Regions from separate parts of the Mus musculus genome. Here region 1 is linked to region 2. Evidence: chromatin contacts called from ENCODE Hi-C or POLR2A ChIA-PET data. All regions are on one chromosome and are shown on one strand. The core of a region is the stretch at or near the end of the contact, and the rest is flanking DNA. Distances in the headings are between cores, read along the strand shown. Region 1 has its middle 14 kb from the start of Gm32002. Region 2 holds the start of Usp46 (ubiquitin specific peptidase 46).

Region 1 (5,522 bases), core at 1,559-4,058, 110 kb before region 2:
GTGGGTTCTGTGTGCGGGAACTAAACCTGGGTTCTATGCAAGAACATCAAGTACTTTTAACCTCTGATTCATCTTTCCAGCCCCTCATCAAACAAACTTTAAGATCAATATTTTATAATTGTTACCTCCATTATTCTCATGTCCAGTCACCCCCTCTACCACCCTGTCTTATCTTTGTCATTGGTGCCACCAAGACCACCATAACAGCTAAAACATTTGCCAACCAGCAAGGTGAATACCATTGACCAAATATCCACCACCAAAGAGCCCACCTTGGGCTGCCTGAGAAGTTACACAATGTTTCTGTCACTCAGAGGCTATGGTTGCCTTCATGAGTGGCAGTTATATCTACGGAGGCTTTATCACTGAAGGTTACCAAACTGTGTCACTCACAGGACCTTCATCTCTTTGAGCCTTTCCTGATGCTCAACATAATCTCTTGAAAGATATTCTTTGGCGTGCTTCTTAGCCAAGACCTTTACCCAGGTGTGTGCCTTTGATACTGCTGTCTTGAGACGGCCTTCATTATTCCACTCTAAGGCAGTGGTTCTCAACCCATACATAGGTCATGACCCTTTGGGGGGTTGCATATCAGATATCCTGCATATCATATATTTATATTACGATTCATCCCAGTACCAAAATTACAGTTATGAAGAGGCAATGAAATAATTTTACAGTTGGGCTTCACGACAGCATGAGGAACTGTGTATTAAAGGATCATGGCATTAGGAAAGTCAAGCGCCACTGATATATGGTTTTCTGTTCATCTACCTTGTGTGGCTTGGCATCTGTGACTACTTCTGTTTTGTCCTCAGTGACACAGAGCAACCACTTCCATCATTACAATCTCCACCGACTTTCTCAGCCACCTTGGAGTACATCAGTGATAAGTGCAGCGTCTCTGGAGCGCTTGGCATTGGTCACTTCCCATGCTTGATGCTGCTATGCGTTCCTAGTTGTTCACAATGGCGCCACAGCCTACAGCTGGTCACTTTCAAGCTCAAGGATCCATCCAGTGAGCAACCTTCCCAGTGAGCAAAAATCATTTGATTTCCACATCCAGAACAGACATGGTAAGGCGAAGCAAGGCAGAAGAGTCACTGTGAAGTGGTGACTTAAAGTCATAGAAGAGATAGGGTCTTGGTTATGAGACCAGTGGCTCTCTGGCTCTGGGGGACTGTGATCTGAGATCAAGATCCAGAGACCTGAAGATCCCTTCCCTTTGCTTGGCCTGGGGGAAGCGTCAGTGGAGGGAAAACTGTGAACACAAAGGACCACAGTTTGAGAGCCTGGCAAGGTGCTCGGTTCATAGCCAGGATTGCCCAGCCAGCCAGAGCTGGACAAACCATTCATTAATGTTAGACACAGCTTTGCACAACAAAAGTCTTGCGGTGGAAGACTCAGGCTGCGGTTAGGGTGTACACAATGTTGTCCTGACTCTGGCTCCATTTACATATAGCAGCTCAAAGTGTGGCTCCTAGTCTGGTAATGTTATCTAGAGCAAGTGTAACGCTAGTTGGATTGGCTCACACCTGTAATCACAGTGCTCAGAGAGCTACGGCAGGAGGATGGCGGGTCTAGATCAGACTGAGCTGAATAGCAAGATCCTATCTCAAAACAAAACGCAATTAAAAGTGTGCTTAACCTCTCTGGAGTTCAGCTTCTTGGTTTGAAGAATGGGGGTGGGGGTGGGGTGATTACAGCATTTCCTTCATGGGGCAAACGAGCAAACGGATGAAGATAAACACCGTGTATGCTATACTGATGTGATCATCGGCAGCTGCTCCTGCTGGTTTTGCTCAGGAATAGTACAGTGCTAGGTGTATGGTTGGCTCCCAAGAAATAGTTGTCAAATGGAAATTATTATCAGGCAGGTAGGTATTACACACACACACACACACACACACACACACACACACACACACACACAGAGAGAGGGAGAGAGAGAGAGAGCATAGAGTTCAAAGGGAAAAGTATGGGAGAGAGGCGAGGAATCAGAGGACAGCGAATTGGATCTGAATATGTTATCCATGTATAGATATTTTTAAAATACCTTTAAAGGTGGCAAAGTAAATAGCATCCTGAGGTTGTTTTCTGACCTCCACATGTATGCTGTGCATATATGTACCCCACACACACACACACACACATGCACACGCACACAGATGACTACAATTCCATACATTATCATTACTGTTGCAGCTACCTTGTGCACCCACACTCCACTGGAAGCCTACTCTGTGCAAGACCTGGAAAGAACCGGTTTGTTCAACTCACCTTCGTTTCCCACCAGCTAAGCTAGAGTGTACCTACTGAAGGGCAGCTAACAGAAGGACCAGTCCACACTGGCTCCTCAGAGCCTGTGGACTCCCAAGTGCTGCCACCTACATCAGACCAGACGCTGCTAATGGCTTTTGTTCATCTGCCAAATTCTTCTGCCTCCCTGACCTCCTCTGGGAAGAAAGCTCAGACATGACTGAGTCTTCTGGAAGCCAGAAGGTACCAGATGCTGGACGACTTGGAAGGCAAGCAAGGAGGTAGCAACCCAAGGGGACAGATCTCGGGGACTATGCACGGCCCCGGAGGTATTTTATTTGCTTTGTACCTTAGATGCCTCTGCCATTGCAGCCCTGGCCTTCAGTCTGCCTGCACTTCCTTTCCTCCAGAGACGTTGTTGCAGAGAGAGCTCACAGGAGTCAAAACAACAAGCCCGGTGATATGAAAACCATATGTAAACTTGGCAGGGCTGCCTTGTAGCCTAATGGGCCTCCCAGACATTGCAGGCCCACAGACACTGGCCTTTTGTGAGGCAGGAGACCTGCCTCCCCCTCCCTCGCTCCCATTCTGTGGAGACAAAATGAAAAAGGAAAGAGAGACAAGGAAGGCAGCCAGCTCTTTTCCCGACAGCCATGTGTTTCCGCGGCTTGGGGCTGAGTGACACTGGGCTCAGTGAGGGATAAGCATGCATCGGGCATTGGGTGTCTGTGGACAGCCTTGTTCCCAGGACCTTCATTTCTGTCGCTTGGTCTTCATGGCACGCCCATTTCAGAGACAAGGTCACTGAGGCTGATGGAGGTCTCGAGATGTTACTGATAACTGGTTTCTCCACCAGTGACGCATCAAATACAAGAGAATATAAATGATCCCTTTGATATTTGTCATTGCAAAGCTGCCTCCCAGGTAACCTTTGGATCATTTCAAACAAATTTAGTAACATTCAAAACTTTGCCTGCAGCTTGCTTTTTCCCATTATGTAGAGAGAAACTGAGATATAACTCTCTCCCTTTGTGACGTTGCTGCAATGATGGATAATATTCTAGGGTGCCATTGTTGTTCCTACCTGAAATTACTATACAGCTCAAGGCCCGCTGGGTGTGGAGGATGACTGTATTCCAGAATGATCATCACTGGGGGTGCTAAAAGATATCATTTTTTAGAATAGCTTAAAAAAGAAAAAGAGAAGCCAGATAAATGGTAGATAGGGCTTTGCAGTTATGGCGGCTTATCCTGTGTTTCCAAAGACTGGAATAAGCATGTTCGATAGGCAAATGCTCCTGCAAGCTGGCCTGTGTCTGTAACCTATGAATCACGACTCATCTTGGAATGGCTTCTAAAAAGACCCAAGGATACTTGAACGGCATATGCAAACTCAATAACCATTGGTGGGGTCAGCCCCCATGGGCTCAAGTGTGCTGGCATGAGCTCTTCTATGGACTACAGGGCTCCCATCTGGGCTCAGTCTGCTATGAGATGCTTCCTGAGCTGCGCCAGAGCTCTAAAGGCGCTGTCTGGTGATGATGTGGAGAGGGTGTGCGCTCTCACTTGCAGGGGGCTAGATGAAACCTTAGCATCCCTTAGATGAGCGAAAGCAGCAGCAAATGGGAGGAGGGCAGCCCAGGGGCAGGGAGCAAAGTCCCCTCATAGACGGTGGCAGTAGTCAATGAGTCACTTGGTACCCACACCTAATGGCTCTAGGAAAAAGCTGTGTCCCCAGGCATTGGTGAAGCACGACATTTTTATTATGTTTTGATTTATAATGTATCTTGTCAGTGTGGAGTAGGGTGTGACAGCCCCTTCCCAGTGTGGGAAATACATTTCCAGACCCTCAGTGCTGCACTATGGGGTAATACTATAATATATAGTATAGAATATATATGCTATAATGATATAGTAATATAGATCCCATATTTACTATGTTTTCCTATCTATATTTGTGTCCAGATAAAATCTAGTTTATAAATTATGTACAGTAAGAGATTAATGAAAACAGCTAACAATAAAATAGAAACGGTTATAACATGTTATGATAAATGTGGTAAAATGTATGAATTATTTATTTGGGGAGACTATTTTTCCATCTAACATTTTCAGACAAAAGTTGAAACGGAAACCATGGAAATGAAAACCCCAGCTGGGGGGAGCAACTGCATCTCACACATGCACTACTTTTTCAGAATAGGTTGTCTTTCAAATAGGCTGGCCAGATTCTGATCGATGTGCCGAGGGGGTGGGCTGCAGAGCACTTGGCGGGAGAGAGGTGGGAACAGAAAGATCTCTGTAACCAGTGTCCGGGCTCTCTAGCTCCTCCCACAGCCTTTGATTCCCATGATTTTGGTGCTCATTTTAAAATATGCAAATTAACCTTTACTTTAAGCCTCTTTGGTATGGTTTTGCCACCCTTGCTAGATATAGCCAGGCGCAGAGAGAAACCAAGTAGTAACCAGTCCCATCTCCAAGAGACGGGCGAAACAGAAACATCTCCACCCCGCTTTCCACGCCAGACTAAGGCCGCGCATTGTGTTGTCTAAATAGGCCCATGCTAAATAGTGTCCTCTCCAAAGTCAGCAGACCCATGCATGAAGGATGTCTCTGACCAAGCACCCACAAACCCCATAGCACTCTTCTTCGTTCAACGCAGTGCTAACCGCTCTGTGAACAGAGAGCTCCTCTCCAGAGGATGCAATTTAAGAGGAGGAATATCCAAACGTGATTTTTAAGAGAATGGAGCTGATCCAGGAACTGATAGCATTTCCAGAGCCAAGTCTCAGAAGGCCCGCAGAACAAATGGAGAGCATTTCAATGGCATCAGCGGAGGATGTGACTTGTCAGGGCAGATTTGCTAACAGGAAAGGGAACAGAGACCGCTCTTGTCTAGACGTCTGATTAGCGGGGAACTGTAGGATTAGGAGAGTGTGGAGTTTTCTGGCTGCCATTCTAAGAAGGCTGGGCTTTCTGTGAAGAGGGCTAGATGAGAGTAACATTTGTTTCCATTGAAAATGCAGACTGGTCCTAATCCTGCTTGGACCGCACACACCACGCCAGACCAAGGGACTAAAACCCACTGAGCTGCCGGTTTTGGATAATGAATGATGGGTAAACTTTGACTCAGGCTCATTTTGAGTGTGATGTTTTTATTCATTTGCAAGATTTTTAATAATAAAATTTGTTTTAAAAAATTAGAATTTTTGTTTTTCCAGATAGGGTTTCTCTGTGTATAGATAGCCCAGCCTGTCTTGGAA
Region 2 (5,167 bases), core at 2,590-5,089:
GCCTCTGCATCAGTTTCTGCCTTCAGGTTCCTGCCCTGTGTGAGTTCCAGCCCTGACTTCCTTTGGTGATGAACAGTAATGTGGAAGTGTAAGCTGAATAAACTCTTTCCTCCCCAACTTGCTTCTTGGTCATGGTGTTTTGTGCAGGAATACAAACCCTGACTAAGACAGCATGGGAGAGGGATCTTTCCCAGAGTAGGTCTGGCAGTGGCTACTGGAAGACACAGAATAATTCCAGGGTGGGCACATGGTGAATTCCATCACAAGGGTTGGCTGAAGTAGAGTTAGACCTGTTCTGAGACTTGTAACTATACAAGTTACCACATCCTAGGTAATGCCAGTGCTAGCCGATGGGTCGCACTTTACAGCAGGGAGCACACTACCTGGAGTGGCTGCCTCGCTCTGCTCCACTTAGGTTGATGCTGGCCTAGAAACCATTTTTCCATGTCCTGGCTATTCTTTTCCAGCCATAGATCTCACATCAGCTGTAGTCTCTATAGAGACACACTTTCCCTCAAAATCCACTCATTAGCTAGGCACCATCTGTGAGGTTTGACCTCTTCCTACCTGGGTAGTTCTCCACTCAGTGAAGCCAGGGTTACAATTTTCTAATCCAAGAGCCTTCTGTAATTGAGACTTGTTTATATCAACCTTGCCGAATTGTAAAACACATTTAATCATTCATGAGTTGGATAAACTCTGCAGTGTTCGATTGATTTGCTGACTAACCCATAGCCTTTCAACTTTTTTTTTCCTTCTTCTTCCAGAGGTAAACAGAATCTTCTTACCTCTCCCTGGCTGGCCTGATACTCACTATGTAGCCCAGGTGGGCTTTGAACATGTGGCAGTCCCTCTGACTCAGCCTCTCGAGTGCTGGATTACACTGCACCACACCCAGATTTCAACCTGTCTACAGTCTACTTGGTTTTAGGTGTTTAGAGGGTACCCAAACAATCCTTTTTCTTGTTGGCACAGCACCCAGGGCCAGGTCCTGGTTGGTTTTCTCTGTGCCAGTGGTGTTTGTGTGTGTAAACATATGTGTATGTTCATGTGTGAGTGCGTTGTATGTGTCAAAGCCTGAGGTTGATGTTGGATGTCTCCCTCCTTTCTGCCTTATTTTTTTTTTGTTTGTTTAAAGATTTATTTGATTTTTTTTTGTTTGTTTGTTTTGTTTTTTTGAGACAGGGTTTCTCTATATTGCCCTGGCTGTCCTGGAACTCACTCTGTAGACCAGGCTGGCCTTGAACTCAGAAATCTGCCTGCCTCTGTCTCCCCAAGTGCTGGGACTAAAGGTGTGCGCCACCACCGCCCAGCTGATTTATTTGATTTTTTAAAAAGATTTATTTATTTTATGTCTATGAGTACACTGTAGCTGTACAGATGGTTGTGAGCCTTCACGTGGTTGTTGGGAATTGAATTTAGGACCTCTGCTCCCTCTGGTTGGCCCCGCTCACTCCAGAAGAGGGCATCAGATCTCATTACTGGTGGTTGTGAGCCACCTTGTGGTTGCTGGGATTTGAACTCAGGATCTTTGGAAGAGTGGTCAGTGCTTTTACCCACTGTGCTATCTTACCAGGCCCCCCCCTTTAAAAAATTGGCATTTTCTTTTTATTTTAAAAAAATATTTTTTAAGATGTCTTCAGACACACCAGAAGATGGCGTCAGATCTCATTAAGGATGGTTGCTGGGATTTGAACTCAGGACCTTTAGAAGAGCAGTCAGTGCTCTTAACAACTGCGACATCTTTCCAGCCCGATTTATTTGATTTTTAATTATGGATGTGTGTGTGTGTGTGTGTGTGTAGGTGGTATGTGCATATGATGTAGGTGCCATGGTCCAGAAACCATGGGATACCTTGTAGCTGAAGTTACAGGTACTTGTGAGCCACCCTAAGTGGGTGATGGGAATTGACGTCAGGTCCTCTGGAAGAGCAGTGTGCACTCCTAACCATCCAGCCATCTCTCTACCCCTTGCACTTTACTTGTTTGAGACAGAGAGGGTCTTGCCTGAATATGTAGCTTGTGATTTGACTAGTCTGGCTGGGCAGCAAATACCAGCCCATCTCTGTGTTCTCTCTCTGCCTCTCCAGCACTGGGATAGTTATACACCATGACTGTGTTTCTTTACCTGTGGGTGTGGACTCGGGCGGGGGGCAGGACGTGAGTCTAGAGATCTGTACTTGTGCAGTAAGCACTTTATAGACTGAGCCATCTCCCCAGCTCTCAATTGTGTTTTAACCCCTGTAGGCCTTGCACTCAGTGCATTCATATTGGAAAAAATCGCAAAGCTTATCATTAGAAAGCATGAAAGCTTTAGACTAACCACGCACAAAGCTGAGGCCTTCAGCTTGTGACATTTCTCAGTCTTTAAGCTTTTCAGGACCTTACTGTGTTCTGGCCAGTCATAGTTAGGGTGTTTTATCGATGGTCCCCCTCCCCTGCCCCCTCCTCAAATGGTGCCCCTCCTAAGTTTAGCATGCCTTTATCTGTACTATTTATTTGAGAAACACAGAGCTGGGTTGGATACCTGCTCTGTAAGCCTTATGGAGCTAACCATGTCTATTAACTAATCATGTAGAAGCTGGAAGAGTCGTAACTGACAGCAGTAAAAAAGAATGAAAGTAAAATTCAGGTAGAATGAGTCATTGTGAGCAGGAATATTAATCCTTCTACACACTGAAAAATACAGTATCCATGTGACCCGTCCCCCACCCTCACCCTTCAGTCAGTGGTTTTGTCTTCTATTTCCACCCCAGATCCTAGAAGAATTACCAATGGATGGATGGCTCTCATGTTATGTGTATAACCCTAGCCCCCCAGCCCCCAGTATGTTACTCTTGGCTAGACAGAGCTGTCTTCAATTATATTAATTTCTCTCCTAATTTAATTCTCCACAAAATACATTGGTTTGGGAATTTATCACGTTTCACATGCACAACTTCCCTGTGGAAAGCTTGGGACTGCAAACTTGTCTGCACAATTATTCCCCATGTTTGAAATGAACTCTTTCAGTTCTCACGAACATATCCCTCAAGTGGTGTGTACAGTGTGCACCCTGAGCCTGCAGTCTGGGCCTCCGCAGGAAGGTGTAAAAGCTCAAACAAAACTGAGATCAGGAGCTCCGAGGATGGGAGATAGGAAAGTTTTGTTTTGGTATTTCCTGGACAGCCTCTAGTACCGCCCAGAACCTGGCCATTTCCTCTGTACCTGCTAATGTCACAAATCTCCCGAGTGTGCCTGCTTAGACCCGGAATTCTTTCCTTTCTGGGAACCTTTCCCTAGGCAGCTGGGTTGCTGCTGGCTAGGGCTTTCTGGCCACGCCCATGTCCTGGTCTCATTTTACTTTTCGGGTTCCGGCGGATGCCATCTGGCTAGAACCCTGGAGAGAAACTTTAAAGTTGACTACACTCACCCTTAGACCCTTATTCATATCCTCCACTAGCTAATCCCTAACGCCCAAGGCTTGCTGGACACCAGCAGAAACGGGCAGAGGGAAACCGGGAAGCGAGCACGCCCGTGTCCCCGCGGTGTAGGTCCCCAGCCCAGTGCCCGGTACGGTCCTGGGTCCGGCGGAAAGGCCGCGGTGCTGGGTTTGCTCGGGGCTGGCCTTACGGTGCAGCTGGCACCGAGCGGGACCCTAGGGCAGAGGAGCAAGAACGGCTTCCAGTGGGGTCAGCCGAGCGGGTCCTGGCTGGCAGCGGGAGCATAGCAGTGGCCTCGGTTCCGCGCCTCCCGGCTCCGGGCTCCTCCTCCCGCCGGCCGCGGCCCGGGCTGCGTCGCTCCGCCACTCCCCGCCCCGCGCCGCCGCCCCGCCCTCGCCGCCGCCCGGCCTCGCTCGCCCAACCCCACTGCAAGCCGGCCCCAGGCCGCCTCGCCGCCACCCGGCCTCGCTGCGCGCCACCATGGACAGTCCCGTTTTCCCCTGGTAAAGATGGCGGTGCGCGATCGCTGCAACCTTTAGACTAATGACTGTCCGAAACATCGCCTCCATCTGTAATATGGTGAGTGGCCGCCGAGCCTCCGGGGGTCGCGCCCGCAGCGAGCCAGGCAAAGAAAGGGAACCCCGGGCTGGAGCTGCACGCGCGCCGCGGTCGTGGGGGCCGTGCGGCCAGAAGTTCCCGGTCCCGAGGCTGGGCCGGCTGACCGCAGTCCCCCCCACCTCTGTCCCAGCCGGGGACCCCGAGCGGATCCCAGGGATCCCCAGGGCGGCCCCATGCCCCCGCCCTCGAGTTGCGGTGCGGGTGGTGGGTGGGGGTGGAGGTGGAGGGTGCGAGGTGGCTGCACAGCGAAGTCCCGAGGGAGGACCATGAGGGTACGAGCCCGGAGTGGAAGGAAGCAAATCCTTCTGGTGCAGTAAATAAACCCTTACTGGACTCGCCGACTGTCCTCTGCTCCTTCTGGAGTTCAGCCTTGATTGTATTTAAGATTCACTTTGCAACAGCAGTGCTCTTACCAGGAGAAATTGGATAGACATGAAAGCTGTGACCAAAAAATAAAAAATAAATAAAAAATAAAAATTCCAAGTGAAGAATCTGGTTAGAGAGGTGAACTAAAACCTGGTATCGGAAAAGCATGGCAATTTGTTCTGGAGGCCTCAGTTTCCCCACCTGCATGCAGGAGATTATAAGGAGACAGGAACGTTTGCAGGCCCTGGGAGTGAGTGGCTGTAGGTGTGAGGAAGTCTGCAGGGGTTGTCCTGCCCCGCCTCCTCTCCTTTTAGCTTGGACACTGCCTGGTCTGTCTGATAGGGTGGGGGTCTGGGGGGGGGTGTTACCCAGCAGTCACTTTAATTTAGATTTCCCCCATTACTTTCCAGTTCTGTTTAGTTTCCTCGGGACCAGTTTCTAGCCCTTGGGGCCACTGAGTGTACTCAGCTAGCACCCCCACTTGTGGGAGCCATAGGGAGGTCAGGGGTAAGGCACTGGGGTGTGGGAGTTGAGGAGGGTGTGTGTTCTGCCTGTACTTTCTGTATCCTCACCCCCTTAGACCCCCTTCAAACTGGAACACTGTTTTTTTTTTTTTTTTTGTTTTGTTTTGTTTTTCCATTTTGGGGAATCCATCCCCGCCCCCACCCCCCTCCGCCACCAAGTTAGACAGTAATGCTAGCATCTAAAGGAAATCTGAGGAGGCCTGATTAAGTAGGCCTCAGGTAAGGTGATCTGGCTGCC

What was found. A loop is a pair of places that touch in the nucleus more often than their neighbours do. ChIA-PET counts read pairs that join two places held with the same protein, here RNA polymerase II (POLR2A).
Region 1: a loop to region 2 is called in a map of heart, with 1.8 times the contacts of the local background. The contact joins the enhancer-like site here to the promoter of Usp46 in region 2. A Hi-C loop is called at or near these places in 1 of 37 maps with a recorded cell type or tissue (heart). POLR2A ChIA-PET finds 5 or more read pairs at or near these places in 2 of 5 experiments (Patski and embryonic stem cell).

The regions. Positions count from the first base shown.
Region 1 is chr5:74,172,982-74,178,503 of GRCm38, reverse strand. No RefSeq gene overlaps it. Among named protein-coding and RNA genes, the nearest start is that of Gm32002, 14 kb to the right of the region's middle. Within about 2 kb of position 2,808, at least 1 of the 3 ENCODE cell types and tissues checked has a DNase peak (open chromatin) inside an H3K27ac peak, as active enhancers do; it is heart, where a contact is called at or near this core.
Region 2 is chr5:74,067,083-74,072,249 of GRCm38, reverse strand. It overlaps Usp46 (ubiquitin specific peptidase 46), which reads left to right and starts at 3,839. Exons shown (of 9, transcript NM_177561.3): 1 at 3,839-4,000. The coding sequence starts at 3,965.